2 separate regions of the Homo sapiens genome follow, and region 1 is linked to region 2. Evidence: chromatin loops called from intact Hi-C (ENCODE). Cell type or tissue: heart right ventricle. All regions are shown on one strand. Each heading gives the region's core, and the rest is flanking DNA. Links, peaks and the distances in the headings are about the cores only. Region 1 overlaps GREM1 (gremlin 1, DAN family BMP antagonist). Region 2 overlaps ARHGAP11A-SCG5 (ARHGAP11A-SCG5 readthrough).

Region 1 (10,017 bases), core at 657-8,656, 61 kb after region 2:
AAAAGAAATGGAACTGAAGAACACAACAACTGAACTGAAAAAATTTATGACAGGACATCAACAGGAGACAAGATTAATCAGAAGAAAGAATCAATGAACTTGAAGACAGGTCATTGGAAATAATTCAGTTAGAGGAGAAATTAAAATGAAAAAGAGTGAAAAAAAGCCCAAGGGTCTTATGGGCAACATCAAGCTGAACAATATACTCATTATTGGCATCACAGAATAAAAGAGAGAAAAGAACTGAGAACGTATTCAAAGAAATAATGGCTGAACACTTCCCAAATATGAGGAAGAAAATGAACATTCTGATCCAAGAAGCCCAAAGGTCATAAAAAAGTGATCCCAAAGCCTACAGGCATATTATAAGTTGTCATCCTAGAGAAAGAAAAATATCTTTCTCCCAGCCTCCATATTCAAATCTTAAGGAAAATTCTTATGGACTTAGCTTGAGTTTCAAGTTCATTTCTAAAATCAATCATGGTGGCCAAACGGAATGAGCATTCTGATTTGCCAGTGTGGTCTCATGTTACCCCTGTGCCTAGAAAGGAAACAGGAGATGAAAAGCATGGTGATAAGAAGACTGGATGGCACCACATGGGATAGGGGGAAAGTAGTTGAAAAAAAATAGTTGTAAGGAAAAGAGATACAAGGAGTCAAAAATAACAAATATCTACTTAAAAGCCTTTTCCACATTTAATGTTTTTTGTTCACTGTGGTGTAGTAATAAATGTCTATACTTAAGGGGTGAGGATTGATATATTTAAAGTGAATGGTCTGGAAGGCAAGGAAGCTCATTCCAACAGATTCATGCTACATTGTTTAGTGACAAATAAGGGGAACAGAACAGAGAAAGTGATTTCAGCTATAAATATAGGAGATAATAAAATCCTTTAGTAAACAGTATCTAAGCCTTGTTTTTATGATATTGGGGAACAGTAACAGATCAAAGTACTGTAGTCTTCAGTATGCAGACCTTTCACTTTCTTAGTTTATTCCAGGGTCTTTTTTTTTTTTGCTGCTATTACAAATAGCATTGTTTTCCTAATTTTTGTTTAAGATAGTTCATCGTTGGTATAGAAATGCCATTGATTTTTGTATGTTGATTTTGTATCCTCCAACTTTACTGAATTTATTAGTTCTAACAGTTTTTTGATGGAGTCTTTAGGGTTTTCTATGTATAAGATTATGTCATCTGCAAACAGCAACAATTTTACCCTTTGTTTTCAACGTGAGCGTCTTTTATTTATTTTTCTTGCCTAATTGCTTTAGCTAGGACTTCCAGCACTAAATTGAATAGAAGTGATGAGAGTGGGCATGTATGCCTTGTTTCTGGTCTTAAAGAAAAACATTTCAGTTTTCCATTATTCGGTATAATGTTAGTTATGGGTTTTTAAAAATATATATGACCTTTATTAGGTTGAGGTACTTTTCCTCTATTCTTAGTTTATTGAATGTTTTTCTCATGAAAGTGTGTTAAATTTTGTCAAAACCTTTTTTACATCCATCAAATGATTATGTAATTTTTATCCTTTATTCTGTTAATGGATTATCACATTAACTAATTTTCATATCTTGAAGCATACTTGCATCCTAGGAATAAATCCCACTTTGTCATAGTCTTTGATCCTTTTAATATAATGTTAAATTTGGTTTGCCAGTATTTTGTTGAGGATTTTTGCATCTATATATTCATCAAGGATATTGGGCTGTAATTTTCTTTTCTTGTGGTGTCTTTGTCCGGCTTTAGTATAAAGGTAATTCTGGCTTCATAAAATAAGTTAGAAAGTGTTCTCTCTTCTTTGATTTTTTTGGAAGAGTTTGAGAATAATTGGCATTAGTTTTGTTAAATGTTTGGTTGAATTCACTAGTGAAATTATTTGGTCCTGGGATTTTCTTTACTGGGAGTTTTTTGATTACTTGTTCAATCTTTACGCTAGTCATAGGTCTGTCCAGTCTTTGTATTTCTTCATGATTTAGTCATCATGTATTCATGGGTTGTAAGACTTAATATTCTTAAAATGCCCATATTACCCAAAGTGATCTATAGATTCATGCAATCCCCATCAAAAATCCCAGTGGCATTTTTATTTACAGAAATAGAATAATTCTAAAATTCATCTGAAGCCACAAAAGACAATGAATAAACAAATCAATCTTGAAAAAGAAGAACAAAGCTGGAGGCATTATACTTCCTGATTTCAAAATATCCTGCAAAGGTACAGTAATCAAAACAGTATGTTACCAGCATAAAGACAAACACACAGACCAATAGAACAGAATAGAGAGCTCAGCAACAAATCCGTGAATATACAGTCAACTGACATTTGGCAATGGTGCCAAGCATACTCAGTGGGAGAAATGATAATCTCTTCAACAAATGGTGTTGGGAAAACTGAATATCCACATGCAAAAGAATAAAATTGGACCCTATCTTATACCAAAAATCAACTCAAAATGGATTATTTAAATGTAAGACTTGAAACAGTAAAACTCCTAGAAGTAAACAGAAGAGAAAGTTTCATGACATTGCCCTTGGCAATGATTTCATGTACATAACAACAAAAGCACAGGTAATAAAAACAAAAATAGACAAATGGGACTACCTCAAATTAAAATGTTTCTGCACAGCAAACGACCAACTGAATGAAAAGGCAATCTATGGAACAGAAGACACGGGGTGACATGAGACCACTTTGGCAAATCAGAATGCTCATTCCATTTGGCCACCATGATTGGTTTTAGAAATGGACTTGAAGCTCAAAGAAAGCCCATAATATATTCCTTAAGATTTGAATATAGAGGCTGGAAGAAAGATTTTTTTCTTTCTCTAGGATGACAAGTTATATATAATAAGCCTGTAGGCCAATATCTGCTGGCAGCCACCTTTCCCAGGTATATGGATGAAACTATCTGAAGGATGAAGCCTCCATTCACAGAAAATCAGAGCTGTAAAGGGAAGAGGATATCCTGATGAATTTTTTTCTTGGATTGAGCCATGTCTGAAGTCAAGCCAACTTTTGAAGTATCCTATAGTACTTATATATTGCTTGGTAACAAATTATGCCAAAATTTAGTAGCTTAAAACAACAAACATCTATTATCTCATGCATTTCTGATATAGATATAGGAGTGACTAATCTGGGTGGTTCTGGGTCAGAATCTCTGGTGAGTGTGTAGGCAAGGTGTCAGTAGGGGGCTGCAATTATCTAAAGGCTTGCCTGGGGCTGGAGACGCACTTTCAATGTGGTGTACTCACGTGGCTGTTGGTTGGAGGCCAAATGTGCTAGGCAAAGCCTCATGCACATTTCTCTGTAAGGAAACAAAGCTGGCTTACTTGGGGGCAGGATTTTTTTTTTTCCCAGTTGTTCTTCAAAATGAAGTTTCCCGCTCCAAGTCCCAGCCAGATATGTGAAAAACAATCCTTGCAGAACAACCCTATTAGCAGTTCTGCAAGGATTTTTAGGAACCGTATTAGCAAGTTCCTCAGTTCCTCACCATGTGAACCTCTCTTCACGACTTAGTAACTGGCTTCCTCTAGAGTGACTAATCCAAGAGACAGCAAGGATTGACAGCCATGACAGCACAGTGCCTTTCATGACTTACTCTCCAAAGTTACAAACCTTTACTTTTGCTTTATCTTATTTGTTAGAGCAAGTCACTAAATTTGCCCACATCTAAGATGAGGGTATTTGGGCTTCACCTCTTGAATGGAGAAGCACCCAAAAATCTGTGGCCTTTTTTTTTAATTACACTCTCAGTTACATGAATCAATAAATTCCATTTTTGGCTTAGCTTCTATTGGGTTTCTATCACTTGCAACCAAAGTGCCCTAACCAGTATCTACATCTGAGTCATTAAGAAAGTTTCAGACAGGGCTGGGCGCGGTGGCTCACACCTGTTAATCCCAGACTTTGGGAGGCCGAGGCAGGCGGATCACGTGGTCAGGAGATCGAGACCATCCTGGCTAACACGGTGAAACCTTATCTCTACTAAAAATACAAAAAATTAGCCGGGTGTGGTGGCAGGTGCCTGAAGTCCCAGCTACTCGGGAGGCTGAGGCAGGGGAATGGCGTGAACCCGGGAGACGGAGCTTGCAGTGAGCCGAGATCACGCCACTGCGCTCCAGCCTGGGCGACAGAGTGAGACTCAGCTTCAAAAAAAAAAAAAAAAAAGAAAGTTTCAGATATTATTGTTTATTGCTTTTAATCTAGTGAATTCATAAATCGTCACTTAACTCAAGCAAAACAATGTTACTCTCTTTGTACATTGTACAGATGCAGGATAACAATGCAGTGTTATCCTGCATCTGTACAATCAAGCACCCAAACTGGTTCTGTAGAGGCAGGACCTTAGCATATAGCAGAGATAACTTATCTTCCAGCAGATCCGGAGCTCCATTTTGTAGACAGAAATGAATGCTCTGTGCCACAGAAGGAGCTGTTGCACTATTCATTCCCGTTTCCTCCCATTCACTCTCCACATCTCCAATCCTGGCATTGTCTGCTTTGTTACTTGTTAAAAACTTGATTTCGTAGATTGCTTTAAAATAAGAACAAAATGTACTTTGACACACATCATTTTGTTTGGTTCTCATTAATTTTGAGAGAAAGGCAAGATAGATATTTAAATGACCCCTATTTTAGTGGTAAACAAGCTGAAATTAGATAAATAAAATGATTTGCCTAATGCCTCATGAGTGATTTGCTTTCTTTTAAATACTTTAGGAGAATGTTTGGGGATTAAGTCTCAAGATAATAAGGGCAAGTCAGAAAATACAACTTACCTGTCTTTTCTTTTCAAAACTTTTTTGAGAGAAGGATATAATGCGTGGAGTTCAGAAAACCCATAATTTGTATAGCATTGATGTAGCCCATTCACAATCTAGGATTTTTGATATACGTGAGCAGTCATGGTGGAGTGGGTCAGACCAGGCATGGCTCAGCTTCGTACTTCAGGCCACACTGTTCAATCTGTTCACTTGATCCACATGCTAGGATGTGAGAATTTTTCTCTTACATCCTTTCGCTGGAGCCATTTTGGCTGTGCTTATGGTAGTGACAGAGTTTCAAAGAAGAAGAGCCCATAATGTCTCCCAGGCATACTACAAAGGAAATATAAGTCATCAAATAGTTGAATCTGGATCTGGGCCAGGATAACTCGACTCTTCTTATAGAAGGTGCCATGGGATCTATAGTGATGGCAGGTGATGGAAGAAGTGGGTCCCCTCAGCTTTATGTCTTGTCTGAAAGATGATAACCATGCTAATAAATTTAGTGCCACATTCTTTACAGTGTGCTCATCCGACCCCTAGAACAAGGCCATAAACCATAATGGAGTCCATGATGCTTTCAATTATTAGACATTCATTTCTGCTTTTCACTTTCTTTCTCTTCTGCCAAAATTTGGCTTTATTGATTACACTTTATGGAAGGATGGAAGAGGGCAGGGGTAGAAAAAAGGCCCACTTTTTAGAAATCTGAGAAGAATTATATGTCTGTCAAAATAAAATCCCGGCTCTCTAATGGAGGAATACAAAACATTTTTGCTATTGTATCTACCATAAATACACAGATATAATGAGCAGAGCCTGGTTGGGGGCATTCTTGAGTCTTTTCAGAGCCACAGGTTATTTTATGTTAACACCCTCATTAAGAAAATCATTAAGTTTTTCTTTTAGTAGTTAGTAGTGAGGATATGTACAACCCCACTTCTGGCTTTTTTTTGAGAGCAGGAAGGCATACAGAAAAGTTTATGGAATGTGGCATTGAGCTCCAGAGAGAGGCTCTGTTTGTCAAGGAAAAAGGGAACAGAATAGAGGTGGGTGTTAAAGAATATTTTATTTGGATTTCTTGCCCTGATACTTGACACCGAAAACTTGCCGTTCCAGTTGTTGGAAGGAAGACTGGAAGAGCTATTTTATTCCCTGCTGGTCTATTCTTTTGTATTTTATTAAACATTTTAACTAGTCACCTCCTTTCCAGACACACTGTTAACAATTGAATGCCACATCCATACCAAATTCTCACCCATGACTCAAGGGAAGCTGGACACTATTCTCAAAATAGAAGTAACGAGCCATTAGTGGTGATGAAATACTAGATGGAAAAATCTCAATTCCAACTCCCTCCAGGAACTGAAGACTCTAAAATATTCTTCTACCCTGAAACCTGTCTTGCAATCAAATTAAGATCTCCTCACTAATTTTTACCTCTCACCTGAGATTCCTTGTATTTGTGAATGAAAGTCTTTCATCAGCAATAAAGGGTATGCTTAGTGAATAATGAATTAAGATTGTGGAAGAGAATCATGTCTTTTGGAGAAGACGATCAGTCTAGGATGATGCAAAATCTCTTGGTGATTTTTCTTTTTTTAACTTTTGGCTGGCAGTGAAAGTTTTCCCTGAAAGATTAAGGTAGGTGAAAATAGGTGAGGAGAGGAAAAGGCTGAGGTAGTAAGTAAAGAGACAATTTTGATTTGTTTTGTAAGTTTCCAGAAGGTCCCTAGGCAAGTAGAGAACCAAAATCAGTAGAAGGAAATTGCAATGGAAGGGAAATATACAAGTGGGACTGAGCAGCATAGCAATTTGTGAAGCCCTTTAATAGAAACCTTATCCACTATATTGGAGAATGAGTGAACCATGTCAGTAGTCAAAGAATGCTGCCAAGAGCTCTATGTGATATTCTAAATACAGAATCCATATTGCCATTGTCTGCATTCCTTTCTAGACTTTTTGGAGTGAGGAATTAGTGAGCGTTGTAATGAGGAAGTACTGAGTAATTGGAAAATATTGTTAATTGTGGCGCTTCCTTCTTTGATTGCTGTCTCTGAAACAGTCTGAAAAAATAATCCTATCCTGCGTTTTTGCGATTTGTTCATTATAACAAATGAAGTCAGAGCCATGTGCGCTGTTTCTGGTTGTGGATATTAAGAAAGGCCTTTAAATTGAATCATGTCTATATTTTTGTTCGTTTGTTTGTTTTGAGACAGAGTCTTGCTCTGTCACCCAGGCTGGAGTGCAATGGCGCGATCTCGGCTCACTGCAAACTCTGCCTCCCAGGTTCAAGTGATTCTCCTGCCTCAGCCTCCCAAGTAGCTGGGATTACAGGTGCCTCCCATGGTGCCCAGTTAATTTTTGTATTTTTAGCAGAGATGGGGTTTCACCATGTTGGCCAGTTTGGTCTCGAACTCCTGACCTCAGGTGATCCGCCCATCTTGGCCTTCCAAAGGGCCAGGACTACAGGTGTGAGCCACCGTGCCCAGCCATGTATACAATTTATACAGACATTAAGCAAATTCCTAGTCGAAGAGCACAATTGACCTTGCTTTCAAAGCTTCCATTAGAAAAAAATGTATGGTAAGACAAATCTATGTTTTTATAACCAAAATGGGAGAAAGGAAGCACACAAGTTTTCAACTACGTATTTGGTGACTCAGTCTCACATTGTGATTTGGGCAAAAACAGAGTCAAATAATCTAACACGGATGTGTCTCCTCAACTAAGTTAGCTTTGCAAACCAGAAAGTTCTAGCTTTGGGGGATGGGCCTATACAGGAGGGGTCAGTGGACGGGGCCATGTGACGACAACATGGCCGTGGCTTTGGGTTCTTGAAGCACTCACAGATGACCAAAGAGGCACAGGAACAAACTCATCAGTACATTTTTATGTGATCCTGTAGAGCTTGTTTCTTTTTGAGAGTGTCGGGAGGTTTGGCTGATTCACCCAATATGCCTCAAGTGGGAGCTGAAAAAGCCATGTTCTCTAGACACCAAAAATGAGAGTGGATGAATTCAGCAATTGGTAGGTAACATGATCTGCCTTTTGTAGCAAGCCAGAAGCCAGATGTCCCCTCCCCTTTGATCTGAATAACACTTTAGGCTGCAGACAATAAGATTGGTTTTAAATTTATTGTCTCTTTGATTTCTGCATTCTAATGCTTTTTAAATTCTTTACACAAGACAGGGCTATATATAGGCAACTGGGATGGTTCAATGGAAGCCAAAAAAATACCAGTAGCTTATGAGAAGTGCTAGGCAAAGTCTCATGCACATTTCTCTGTAAGGAAACAAAGTTGGCTTACTTGGGGGCAGGATTTTTTTTTTCCAGTTCTTCAAAATGAAGTTTCCCGCTCCAAGTCCCAGCCAGATATGTGAAAAAAAATCCTCGCAGAACAACCCTATTAGCAAAGCAGTAAAGCAGAAGAATCTGATTTAAATGAAATACACCAAATCAGAATGTCTTCCTTCTCTAAGTCCTCTATGACTTTCATCCCAGTTAAAGTTTTATTCCTGTCCTTGTTGATGCAGCCTGTGTCGGGCAATCAGATGACGAGGCCAAGAGTTTGATTTCATTCATTCTGTTGATGGTGAAGATGCAAATATCTGAACCCAATCTCATCCCATTGACAGAAGGTAAATGGCATTTGGAAATCTCCTTTTTTTGTCTGCAACAGAGTCTTACTCTGTCACCCAGTCTAGAGTGCAATGGTGTGATCTCAGCTCACGGCAACCTCAATCTCCAGGGTTCAAGCAATTCTCCTGCCTGAGCCTCCTGAGTAGCTGGGATTACAGGTGCACACCACTACGCCCAGCTAATTTGTGTATTTTTAGTAGAGATGGGGGTTTCACCATGTTGGCTAGGCTGGTCTCGAACTCTTGGCCTCAAGCGATCCACTTGCCTCGCTCTCCCAAAGTGCTGGGATTAAGGGTATGAGCCACTGTGCCAGTCTCCTTTAATTAATCTTCAGTGAATACTACTGATGAGGCATTCAACTGAATCTGTAAAAACATTTGGCCACGATTTTGCCCTCAAGTGGATCAAACCACGGACAATTGCCCCAAGATGTGAGCCTGCTCTAGAGAACACCAGTTCCGTAGCAGGAGAAAGGGTTCAAGTCTCAATACATCATGTTTTCACTGCAGCTATGTGACCTTGAGTAAATCATGGCTTCTCTTCATCTATTTTCTCTTCTGGAAGAGTAGGTAAACTCAGATTGGCCTAACATTCTATTAAATTAAAAAGTCCTTCTACAAACAGAATGTTATTGGAGCCAAATAACCGCACTGTAAGGGAGCCAGGGCAGCACTGTCCTTCATACTTTAGGATGAAGAAGCCGAGCCCAAGGGGTCCACGAGTACTGGAAAGCCTTGTGACTGGTTGGAGACAAAGGCAATACTGTGACTCAGATCTCCTGACATCTTCTATCTCTCTCTCTCTCTCTTTTTTTTTTGAGACGTAGTTTTGTTCTTCTCACCCAGGCTGGAGTGCAGTGGCGCGATCTCAGCTCACTGCAAACTCCACTTCCTGGGTTCAGGAGATTCTCCTGCCTCAGCCTCCCGAGTAGCTGGGATTACAGGCGCTTGTCACCACACCTGGCTAATTTTTGTATTTTTAGTTGTATAGTTAGGGTTTCACCATGTCGGCCAGGCTGGTCTCGAACTCCTGACCTCAGGTGATCCGCCCATCTTGGCCTCCCAAAGTGTTGGGATTACAGGCGTGAGCCACTGTGCCCCGCCTCTTCCCTCCTTCTGTCCACTTAGTAAGACTCACTCTACACTCTGCCTCTCCACCTGTGTACTATGAGGACCAGAGGTTTTGTCTGTAAGAAGCGTTTGCAAACACATGCTGCCATTACAGCACAATTCTGATTCTTCTCCTCAGGAATCCCCTATGAACTTCTAGTGGAAAGACAAGCCATGAAAGCAGTCATTGAGGTGAGGACTGAAAAAACAAACAGCAAAGGCTGATTTTATTTTTTTCTGTGCCAGTGGTGCAGCTCACCTTTGCAGCATGAAAGCAGAGTTCGGTGTGCCCCTTTGTGTCAACACATCTATCAGATTTTCCAGTCAGTTTTCAATCAATTCCTTGGATATCAGGTATTAGGCCATAAAGCATTTCTTTCCACTTTATGGTTCTAAAATATAAACTATGGCCACAGCTGAAGCTTTTAAGTCTGATGGGGATGGCTCCCAAGAGAGGCTCTTCAGAAGCCTAAATAATAGTCTGAAGTGGGTATA
Region 2 (10,017 bases), core at 1,155-9,154:
TATAAAAAGATACGTAGCAACAATTGGAGTCAATACACCAAATTTTAAGTGGTTGAGCTAAAATAGCAGGATAACAGTGACCTTATCTTTTTTCATAATGTGCTTTCAGCCTGTATTTCTGGATGGCAATTGCCTTCCTTTCTTGACCCAAGTCCTGCCCAAGCTCCACGCCCAGCTTCCAGAGCCCTACCCATCTGTGTTGATGCCACTTAGTTTCCAGCTTTTCCAAGAAGCCCTCCCATCCCATCAGCCAAATGGAACTCTCCCTTTCCCATGCTCTTTTTTTTTTTCTTTTTTTGAGACAGAGTTTTGCTCTGTCGCTCAGGCTGGAGTGCAGTGGCATGATCTTGGCTCACTGCAACCTCCACTTCTCGGGTTCAAGTGATTCTCCTGCCTCAGCCTCTTGAGTAGCTGGGATTACAGGCACCTGCCACCATGCCTGGCTAGTTTTTGTATTTTTGTTTTTTAGTAGAGCCGGGGTTTCATTATGTTGGCCAGGCTGGTCTTGCACTTAGACCTCAGGTGATTCGCCTACCTCGGCTTCGCAAAGTGCTGCAATGACAGGCATGAGCCACCAGGCCTGGCCCCTTTCCCATGCTCTTGTGATGCTGTATTAACATTTCTTTTACAGGATAATATACAGTTTGCCTTGTATGGAAATAATATGTGTACAGTATGTGTCTGTTTCTGCAACTAAATTTCTAAACCCCTAGAGGGCAAGAACCATTTCATTTATTTTTCTCTCCCCACAGCAGAAGGCACAGGGCTTTTCCTGTGTGATATGCCTGAATAAATATTGGTTGAAATTAATTGAATTGCACTGCAATGAACTACTTCTGATTCCCTCGCAGGTGGAGCTCATGAAGGACTTCAGCATTTGGGTCCTTTTGGCAACATCCCCAACATCGTGGCAGAGTTGACTGGAGACAACATTCCTAAGGACTTTAGTGAGGATCAGGGGTACCCAGACCCTCCAAATCCCTGTCCTGTTGGAAAAACAGGTAACAGATATGCCTTTGGGTTCCCATGAAAAGTTGGGGCTTTGGAAGGAAATCAGAAATTCTAACATCAGCTACAAATATTCCCAGAAATTGTTATTTCCATTCTGATGAGCCCATGTGTATTTGTAAGTAGATGGGAAGGGGAAATTTATTCTAGAATTTTTATATGAGCTCTGTGTTCAGACACACCCACATAGGATTTTCCCTTGCCAAGGCTTTACTTTCTTTCTGTGTCTCCCCTTCTTTGGGAATTGATGCACTTTTCTGCACTTGCTACTCTTTTTTTTTTTTTTTTTTTGAGACAAAGTCTCGCTGTGTCACCCAGGCTGGAGTGCAGTGGTGTGATCTTGGTGCACTGCACGCTCCGCCTCCCAGGTTCATGCCATTCTCCTGCCTCAGCCTCCCGAGTACCTGGGACTACAGGCGCCTGCCACCACTCCTGGCTAATTTTTTTTTGTATTTTTAGTAGAGACGGGGATTCAGCGTGTTAGCCAGGATGGTCTCAATCTCCTGACCTCATGATCCACCCTCCTCGGCCTCCCAAAGTGCTGGGATTACAGTCGTGAGCCACTGCGCCCGGCCTGCACTTGCTACTCTTTTAATGAAAGGGGAAACACTTTTTTTTCCTTTTCCATGATACAACTTCTGCTGAGTTTTAATGTCTTTGGAACTAGTTAGTTTGTGGATTATCCATGCCTGTTTGTTCTCCTCGTTGATCATGACAGTCAACATTCTAACAGTGTCATGCATCAACACCGAGTTAGCATCTATCCTAAAATCCTGTTTATTTGGGGGCCAGGAGGTGGCATGGGAGAGAAGAGGTTCAGGAAGAAGCTGGTTAAGGAAGAAGGTTGAAATTTTCCATGTTGTTCATGCATCCCACCCACTTTCCTACCCACTAATGCCATAGAGAATGGTGAGTGGGCTTCACTTACATCCGGCTTTGAGCAGCTGACCTTGGTGGTTAAGAGTAGTGGCTCTAGACTCTGACTACCTGAGTTCAAACTCCAGGTCAACCTGTGTGACCTTAAACAAGTTAATTAACCACTTCGTACCTCAATTTCCTTATTTGCAAAATGGAGGTCATTGTGGGAATTAAATAAAATTATCCATGTAAAGCATTTTAGCACAGCACCTAGCACAGAGTAAGGACTCTTTAAATGTCATCCTGATTATAATTAGCTTTGCTGCCCCTAGTAAATAATGCACCTCTTACCTTGGGCTTGTGTTAGCTTCTAGCACCAGAGTAGTCTTTTCCTGCAAGCCTAATAATAATAATAGTTGGTATTTATCAGGTTGGTGCAAAAGTAATTGCACTTTTTACTATTGCTTTCAATAGGAAAAACTGCAATACTTTTGCACCAATCTAATATTATTTCTACTTTATATTAAGAAAACAGAAGCTTAGAGAGTAGCTTGCATAAGGTTATCCAGGTAACAAGTAGCTGAACCAAGACTCAAACCCAAGTCTACCTGATTAAGGACTGTGTACTCAACCACCAGGACATACTGCCTTGCTCTGAAAATTGTGATAACATTGACTACTCAACTTTTTTTCTTTTTCTTTTTCTTTTTTTTTTTTTTGAGATAGGGTCTTACTTTGTTGCCCAGGTGGGAGTGTAGTGGCACAATTATAGTAATTCTGTGCCTCAGCCTTCCAAGTAGCTGGGACAACAGGTGTGTGCCACCATGCCCAGCTAATTTTTAAATTTTTTGTAGAGGTGGGGTCTCATTATGTTGCCCAGGCTAAACTCAAACTTCAGAGCTCAAACGATCCTCCCACCTTGGCCTTCCAAGGTGCTGGGATTATGGGTGTGAGCTACCACACCGAGACTTTTTTTTCTTATGATACCCATAACTAGTCTGACATCAGCTTTTCTTAAACACAATGCAGGCTGTCTCTGAAAGAGACTGTCTTAGAAAATATGCTCCTCCTTTCATTTAGGATGAGGCCTCTGTTTTCCGTGGGGCACAAAGCTTCCATCTTGAGGCAGAACAACCAAAGTAGTTGGATGTGACCAAGCCAATGTGTGGCTGCTGGGCCAGGAAGGCAGGAAAACCTGAATCCCTGCCTGGCTCTAATCATTTCAGCCACCTTCTACTTGTTTGTAGGGTTTTGGATGGGTAGGAAGAAAGACTAGTTCAGAGTTTAGAGAGCGACAGTCTCCATTGTTAAGTCCATTGGATGTGGTACAGTGCAGTGGTTCTTAAAGTGTGATTCCAGGACCACCAGCAGCAGCAGCACCTGAAAACTTGCTAAAAATGCAACTTCTCAGTCCCTACCCTGATTCAACCTATTGAATCAGAAGATTCTGGGGGTGGGACCCAGGAATTTGTTGCAACCAGTCCTCCTCATGGTTCTAGTGCACACTGAACTTAGAGAATATTATAGGAGAATGGAAAGAGGTCCAGAGTTTGAGCCAAGAGATCTGACCTCTAGTGTTGACTGTAGTATGCCACTTTCACTTTCTTGAGCCTTAATGTCTTCACCTATGGAAGGAAGACATAGGCAATGCCTCCAAAGAGCATACAGTGTAGTTCTAGCTTGTCTGAAAACAAAAACAATAAAAACACAAAATCATACAGACCTGTGGAATCAAGCTCTAGTCTGTGCACTTAGGAGCTCTGAGAGGACAGCAATCAAGCTGGCCTGGTAGAATTGGACAAAATCCCAAATCCAGACACTTTCTTGTCACAGGTTGTCTGCCATTTCCTTTGCTGTTCTTCCATGAAACTAACATATTCCCTCATTCTTTGTTCTGCCACAATCTGCATTCCAAGAATGAAATCGCTTGCTAAATTTAGCCATTATTTGTGAGGAATTGCTTGAATTATGACACAACACAGCACAGTTGAGCAATCCAAGAATAAAACCTTGATTTCTCCTTTCATGCCATGCTGTCCTCTGAATCATGGCCCACTCACCCTGGATAGAGCAGCAGAGCTCAAAGAGTCCATCTCAGCCTCAGAGATAGGATGTGAATTCTAGGGCACATTTTTAAGCCCGGAGACACCTTCGGTTCCCAGAGCAGGCTTTATCTGCATCTCAGTCAGGGCCCACTCAGAGGTACACCAGAAACAATTATGAAAGGTTATAAAGGTGCCATATGCAGATTGCCTGAACTCTCTTGAATTGGTATATTTTCCTACATGTTAATTGCTATATATTGTGTAAGTTAGATAAATAGCTCACTGAAAAGTGGAGAGCCGCATTAGGGATTTGTTCAGAATGCTGATGACTTCCACACTAGCTGTATACTGCTAAGAGCTGAGAGACTGTGTACTGAAAGCTTAAGAGCAGTGTCAAGAACTAGACAACCTGGCTAATTGTAAATGGCCCCCCTTTCAGCATTGACTTTGATGTCTCATTATGTCTTTCAAATGAGACCCTCCTTCTTCCCCCTAACCCTGCACAAAATTCACAATCCCTCCTCTGTCCCCCTTTTTATTGCTGTTGTCTAAAATATATTAGACATGGGAAAAATGACTCATTTTTAGAGCATCATGCCTAGTAATAATAGAATTTACATAAAAGCAGCATCTGAGAGAGATAGCCTTCTTTCTTTGGTTTCAATGGAAAACTTGCTTGATTTCAAAGGGCAGTCATAGTATAAACTGTCAGTCAAAGGGAGATAATGGGAAGGGAACTAAAACATATTGCAAACCTATTATGTGCCGGGTGTTCTAAATGTAATCATCTCTATTCCTCACAGCAATCCCGTAGGTAAGTATTTGATTATTTGCATCTCACACATACATGAACAAACTTGGAGAGACCAAGTTAACTTTCCAAAGGAACTAAGCCTATCTATATCTTAGGAGCTGGGATTTGATCCTTGAGCTCTGCTCTTGTCTGACTCCAAAGCTTAAGCTGTTATCACAATAAAACACAACATCAAGTGCTGTGTGGAGATTGTTGTTGTTGTGTAATGTACTTTCTCCAAGAAGCCAAAGTAGTTTCTAAACTGCTTGCTCAGGAGAAAACAGAGTGGGTCATGTGCAACAGAAGTATGTTACCTAAGGAAACACTTGCTCTTGTAACAAATAAAAACATTGTATGGCTCAACGCAATAGAAGTTTATTTTTCACCCGTGTGAAGTCCTGCCAGAGGCGCGTGAGGCTGTAGTGCGGTGGATGGTTCGGCACCCCAGACTGCCATCTTTACACTTGACCCCCACAGTTGCCCTGGCAACATGTAACAAGCTGACCAGGAGATGGGGGTGGGGAATGAGGAGAAGTGGAGCATGGTATGAGAGGTTTTTATGCTTTTAGGTGATGTATTTCAATTCCAGGCCTGGGAATGGAATACATTACTTGTGCCCACATTCTGTTGGCCTCCACTCAGGCAAATGACTCCACGTGATTGCAAAGCAAGGCTGGGAAATTAGTCTAGCTGGGTGCTAAGGAGGAAAGGGAAGTGGGTTTGGTGAACAGCCAGTGAGTCTCTGCACAGGAGTGGGAGTTTGAGATGAGTAATCCTATCTAACTGGATCCTAGAGGGAAGGTGGCTGCTAGTGTTCTAAGTTACTACTGATGTGAACAGATTCTGACCTTTGGCTGCCTAGTTGTTTTTGATAAATTAACTCTTAGAATAATGATGAATGTCTTGGCCGTTCCTCAAAAACCTTTGGCTGTTTGCAGCAGATGATGGATGTCTAGAAAACACCCCTGACACTGCAGAGTTCAGTCGAGAGTTCCAGTTGCACCAGCATCTCTTTGATCCGGAACATGACTATCCAGGCTTGGGCAAGTGGGTAAGTCCTATCTCAATTGTTAGTAGATTTTGCACTTTGGTACTCTGAAGGTGCTGATGGCAGGGATGAGCAATATGGGCAGAAGGAGAGAAGAAAAATTATTTAGAAGCTAATTTTTCAGAAATCTCTGGTTGACAGAGCTTCAAGTCATGACTACTCAAAACCACACTTATGTGTCCAGGCAGCACTATACCAAATCCAACTAAAGAGACAGCAACCTAACATTGACCATAGTCTCCAGAGTCTTCTACTCTGGTCTGCTTCACAGCCTGTGTCATACACATCCTAAATTTCACCAGTGTTTCATGCATCTCTATAGGGTTTTATCAAAGGATATGATTTTTTTTAATTGACACAGAAAATTTGCAAATGTGATCTCTAAACTAAGGGAGATGATCTCTGCAGAATCAAGGGAATAAAGATGCCAGAGCTTAGAAACAGATATATATAATTCTGCTTTATAGAAAGAGAAAAAATATTCCGTGATGTGTAGCAGTGAGATTGCTGTCAGTCCTAGGTAAGTGCATATAGCTGTCAGTTAAGGGAGTTGTTTATAAGCACTTGGAAAGATAAATCATGACCATTTGGCATCAGTGTGCTAAAAACAAGTCTTGCCAATCTAATTATATTCTTCCATTTGCCAGCATTATTCATTTATTTGCCAGCTTGATGAGGGAAATGCAGTGGGCATGGTGCATTTGGACTTTTGCAAAGCATTTGACAAGATCGTTTTATGTTCCCCTATTGGAAGAGGTGGAAAGATACAGCCTAGGCAACAGAATGTCACCAAAATGGGGCTTGTTAAAGAGTCCATGTAAATAGGGAGGGAGATTTCACATGGTATTCTGTGTGTCTTAGCACTACCCCACTCCACATTTTTATCAATGTTTGTAATAATATAGAACTTGTACTTATCAGATTCCCAGAGGATGACATGAAGTTGGAAGAGATACCATCAGATGACAGAGTTGGGATTCAAGAAGATCCCAGCAGACTAGAACAATGAGCCAAACAAGATCAGAACTGAGTGGGGATATGTCTGTGTTTCTGTGGTTGGGCCAGATGCTGAAGCCATGGGAGAAAAGTGGGGAAATACCTAGGAGTGTTCCTTCACATGTAACAGTAGGTGGCCAGTACGTCTGTGGAATGAATGAGTGAGTGAATGAGCAAATATTCCAACTCCCTCAGCCCTTCTAAAGTCCTCATCTCTTCTTAGCTCATTATTGGCAGATGGCCTTGCTTACTGCTTTACTGGGAACACTGAAATTTCAAAACTAAACTCCCTCCTTTCCTCCTACATTGTTTTAGAGAAATCTTCATTAATGACCACTTTTATTTTTTTCAGCGTCTTGCTTTAACATGCATTGTCAGTTCCCTCTGTCTTCAACATACACACATTTCCTGTCTTAAAACAACAAAGCAACAACATTCCTAAGTTAATTTTGCTTCTTCCAATTTGCATTATTCCATTTCCTTCTTTTTCATAAACAGTTCTGTTTGGAAGAATTGGTTTGTGGAGCCACTTTCAAGCCTAGTAGTAGAGCTTAAACATGTTGAATTAAATAGAAAAACATCTATAGGTTCTCGAATAGGAGACTGAAATAATAAAAGCCTTCTATAAAAGAAGTTATTTTGATGGCATATTAAAGGATGAAGTAAAAGGAGAAGAGACTAACCCTAGACAGGAAGAAAATATGGGGAGTCATTTCAGTTATGATGACTGTGAACACCGTGAAGAAGGGTGAGAATCCAAGACATTTTAAAGGGGGAAAAACTAACTAGAATTGGTATACGGAATAAATATAACATGAAGAAGAAAGAAGAGATATGTCAGGTTCATATGAAATGGACAATATGAACTTTTTCTTTGAATGCATTTTAGAAAGAAAGAAAAGAGAGGAATAGAGGGAGGAAGGACATAAAAAAGAGAAGAGAGAGTGAGGGAAAGAGTAGATTGCGGAGGAGTACTGGGAAGAGATCCACAAGAGGTGATCGAAGCATTGCCAAACAGAAGCAAAAGCCAGGTTCGATAAGGCACAAAGAGAACACATTGAGCCTGCTGTGTTCCAGGCACTGTGCTAGATGCTCAGTATGCAGGAGTCATCAGGACATGGTGCTGGTCTTCAGAGAGCTTATAGTCCCACGGTTGAGATGAATTGCATGAAAATGAAATGAACCCAACTTAGCACCGCTCCACTTCATGTTTCGTCTGTATTCTGAGGGCCAGGGGCAATTATTAGGGAAGATGGAAGACAAGGGTAGAGGAAGATCCAGAACTGAGGACTGGTGTGGCTGATTGGGGTAGTAGCCACAGAGGAAGTCAAAGGCACTAAGGAGGGCAGCACTGAAGTTTCAGGTGGGAAAGTCTTCAGCTTCACCAGTAGGCTAGGAATGAGAGAAAGAAAGGAGGGAGACTGAGTCAAGGTGTGAGTGAAGGCAAGGAGCCCAGTTGGTGGCATGATGAGGTGGGAGGGATGAAAACATCTCTTTTCAGCTCTCTTCATCTCTTCTTGAAAATCTTCACAGATTTCTCTCATCAAATTCCACTCACTTCCAGTGCCCCAGTATGAGGCCAACCACGGTCCTTCATTCTCTGTGCTTCCTTCTCGAAACACTGACTTGAGTTTCTCTCAGTGTTTCCTATTCTTTGTCCACATTAGAGCTAAAGACTAGAATCTAGGATCAAATGTAAAAGGAAAATATTAGAGATCAATGACCAGGAACAATGTTTAGATACCTTTTATCATCTGCAATTATGTGTTTACTTAAACTTAGGTCTCCTTGTTTATTTTCTCATTACTACCTACCAGTAAAACATTGTTTCCTTGGTTTTCACATGGAAGTGGGAATTGAGTATGTCTTGCTTTTCTAAACTGGGAACCACAAACCTTCCTCAGTGCTTATATGGAATGACAGTCTCAAGCTTGTCTTCAGCCCAGCCATCCTTTAAGTTAACAGAGTCATCATCTTTCATGATAGAACAGCACAAAGACCCTGCTTCCTTATCTGCTAATAACGCTTCCTTGTTTTTGACAGTAGCTGGAGCTGAGCTGCATCTTTAACAGTGATTCACATATTACACATTTCAGTGTCTGTCTTGTTTCCTGCATTTCTCTCTTCGTTAGTGCATCAAGACACATTTATTAACGACACATCATATGCCTTCCGGGCCCCGTGTTAGGTAATGGGAATACAAAGATGAATGATAATAGTAATTGTATTACATAATACATAATACTATATAATACAATAGTAAATAGTAATATTTATTGACCACATACTATATGCCAGACTCCTTTCTAAATACTCAGTAATCTTATTCAATCTGCCCATCCTTGTCATTCTCACTTTCCAGATGAGAAAATGCAGGCTTGGGGAGCTGAGGAGCCTGCTCAGCCCACAGAGCTGGGATTTGAACCCCATCATCTGACTCCAGAGTACTTTACAAGCTGAATACATTCCCTATCTTTTCATGGCTCATTGCTCCTAACCTGTCCTGTGTGGTAGTCCTATTGAGTCCTACCGAGGGCTGGCTGCCTTCCAGACAATGTGTGTGACTACACCAGTGGTGACCACACCAATGGCTGGCTCCTGTACATGCCAGCTACCCACTCCCCCTTTACACATTAACTGCTGAGTGTTATTTACTTAAGAAAAAGTTGTCTCAAAAAGCAAATATTTTTCCTTTCCAAATGCTTTCACACCTTTTCATCAGTAGCTGATCACAGCCAGAGCCTGAGCCACGGGGATATGAGGGACCAGACCCCTCCCTGACTTGCTTTGTCATTCCTGACCTTAACATGTTTGATGAGTTGAATGCTCTTCAATGTGGATTTGACTCAGGTTTCCATGTGATTAGACCTGCTTAGTATTTTATGTCCTACTTAGTATTTTACATCAGCAAGCACATGATGTCAGGGAAGTTTGTCTCATGACTGGCAGTGTTCACTTTGTTAAGGTGCTGCCCTCCAGGTTTCTCTGGTGTAAAATTCCCTTAGAAATTAATAGGCCGGGCACAGTGGCTCACACCTGTAATCCCAGCACTTTGGGAGGCCGAGGCAGGCGGATCATGAGGTCAGGAGATCGAGACCATCCTGGCTAACACAGTGAAACCCCGTCTCTACTAAAAATACAAAAAAATTAGCCGGGCGCGGTGGCGGGTGCCTGTAGTCCCAGCTACTTGGGAGGCTGAGGCAGGAGAATGGCGTGAACCCAGGAGGCGGAGCTTGCAGCGAGCCGAGATAGTGCCACTGCAGTCCGGC

Evidence for each region. Peaks named below come from ENCODE experiments on the same cell type or tissue, not always from the same donor. Only the 100,000 strongest peaks of a DNase experiment are listed, where the experiment ranks them.
Region 1: it touches region 2 in a loop (5-fold over the local background); 4 of 110 quality-filtered maps call a loop at or near these places.

Annotation. Positions count from the first base shown.
Region 1 is chr15:32,740,416-32,750,432 of GRCh38, forward strand. GREM1 (gremlin 1, DAN family BMP antagonist) reads left to right here. Exons shown (of 2, transcript NM_013372.7): 2 at 1-4,691. Among named protein-coding and RNA genes, the nearest start is that of GREM1-AS1, 27 kb to the left of the region's middle. In heart right ventricle, for the core only: no CTCF peak of the experiment used is centred there; no DNase peak of the experiment used is centred there.
Region 2 is chr15:32,678,915-32,688,931 of GRCh38, forward strand. ARHGAP11A-SCG5 (ARHGAP11A-SCG5 readthrough) reads left to right here. Exons shown (of 14, transcript NM_001368319.1): 11 at 852-1,001; 12 at 5,646-5,755. It overlaps SCG5 (secretogranin V), which reads left to right. Exons shown (of 6, transcript NM_001144757.3): 3 at 852-1,001; 4 at 5,643-5,755. LOC105370756 (a long non-coding RNA gene) reads right to left here. Exons shown (of 2, transcript XR_932083.3): 2 at 7,948-8,431. Among named protein-coding and RNA genes, the nearest start is that of SCG5-AS1, 11 kb to the left of the region's middle. In heart right ventricle, for the core only: no CTCF peak of the experiment used is centred there; a DNase peak (open chromatin) is centred at 5,382; H3K27me3 peaks cover 474 bases.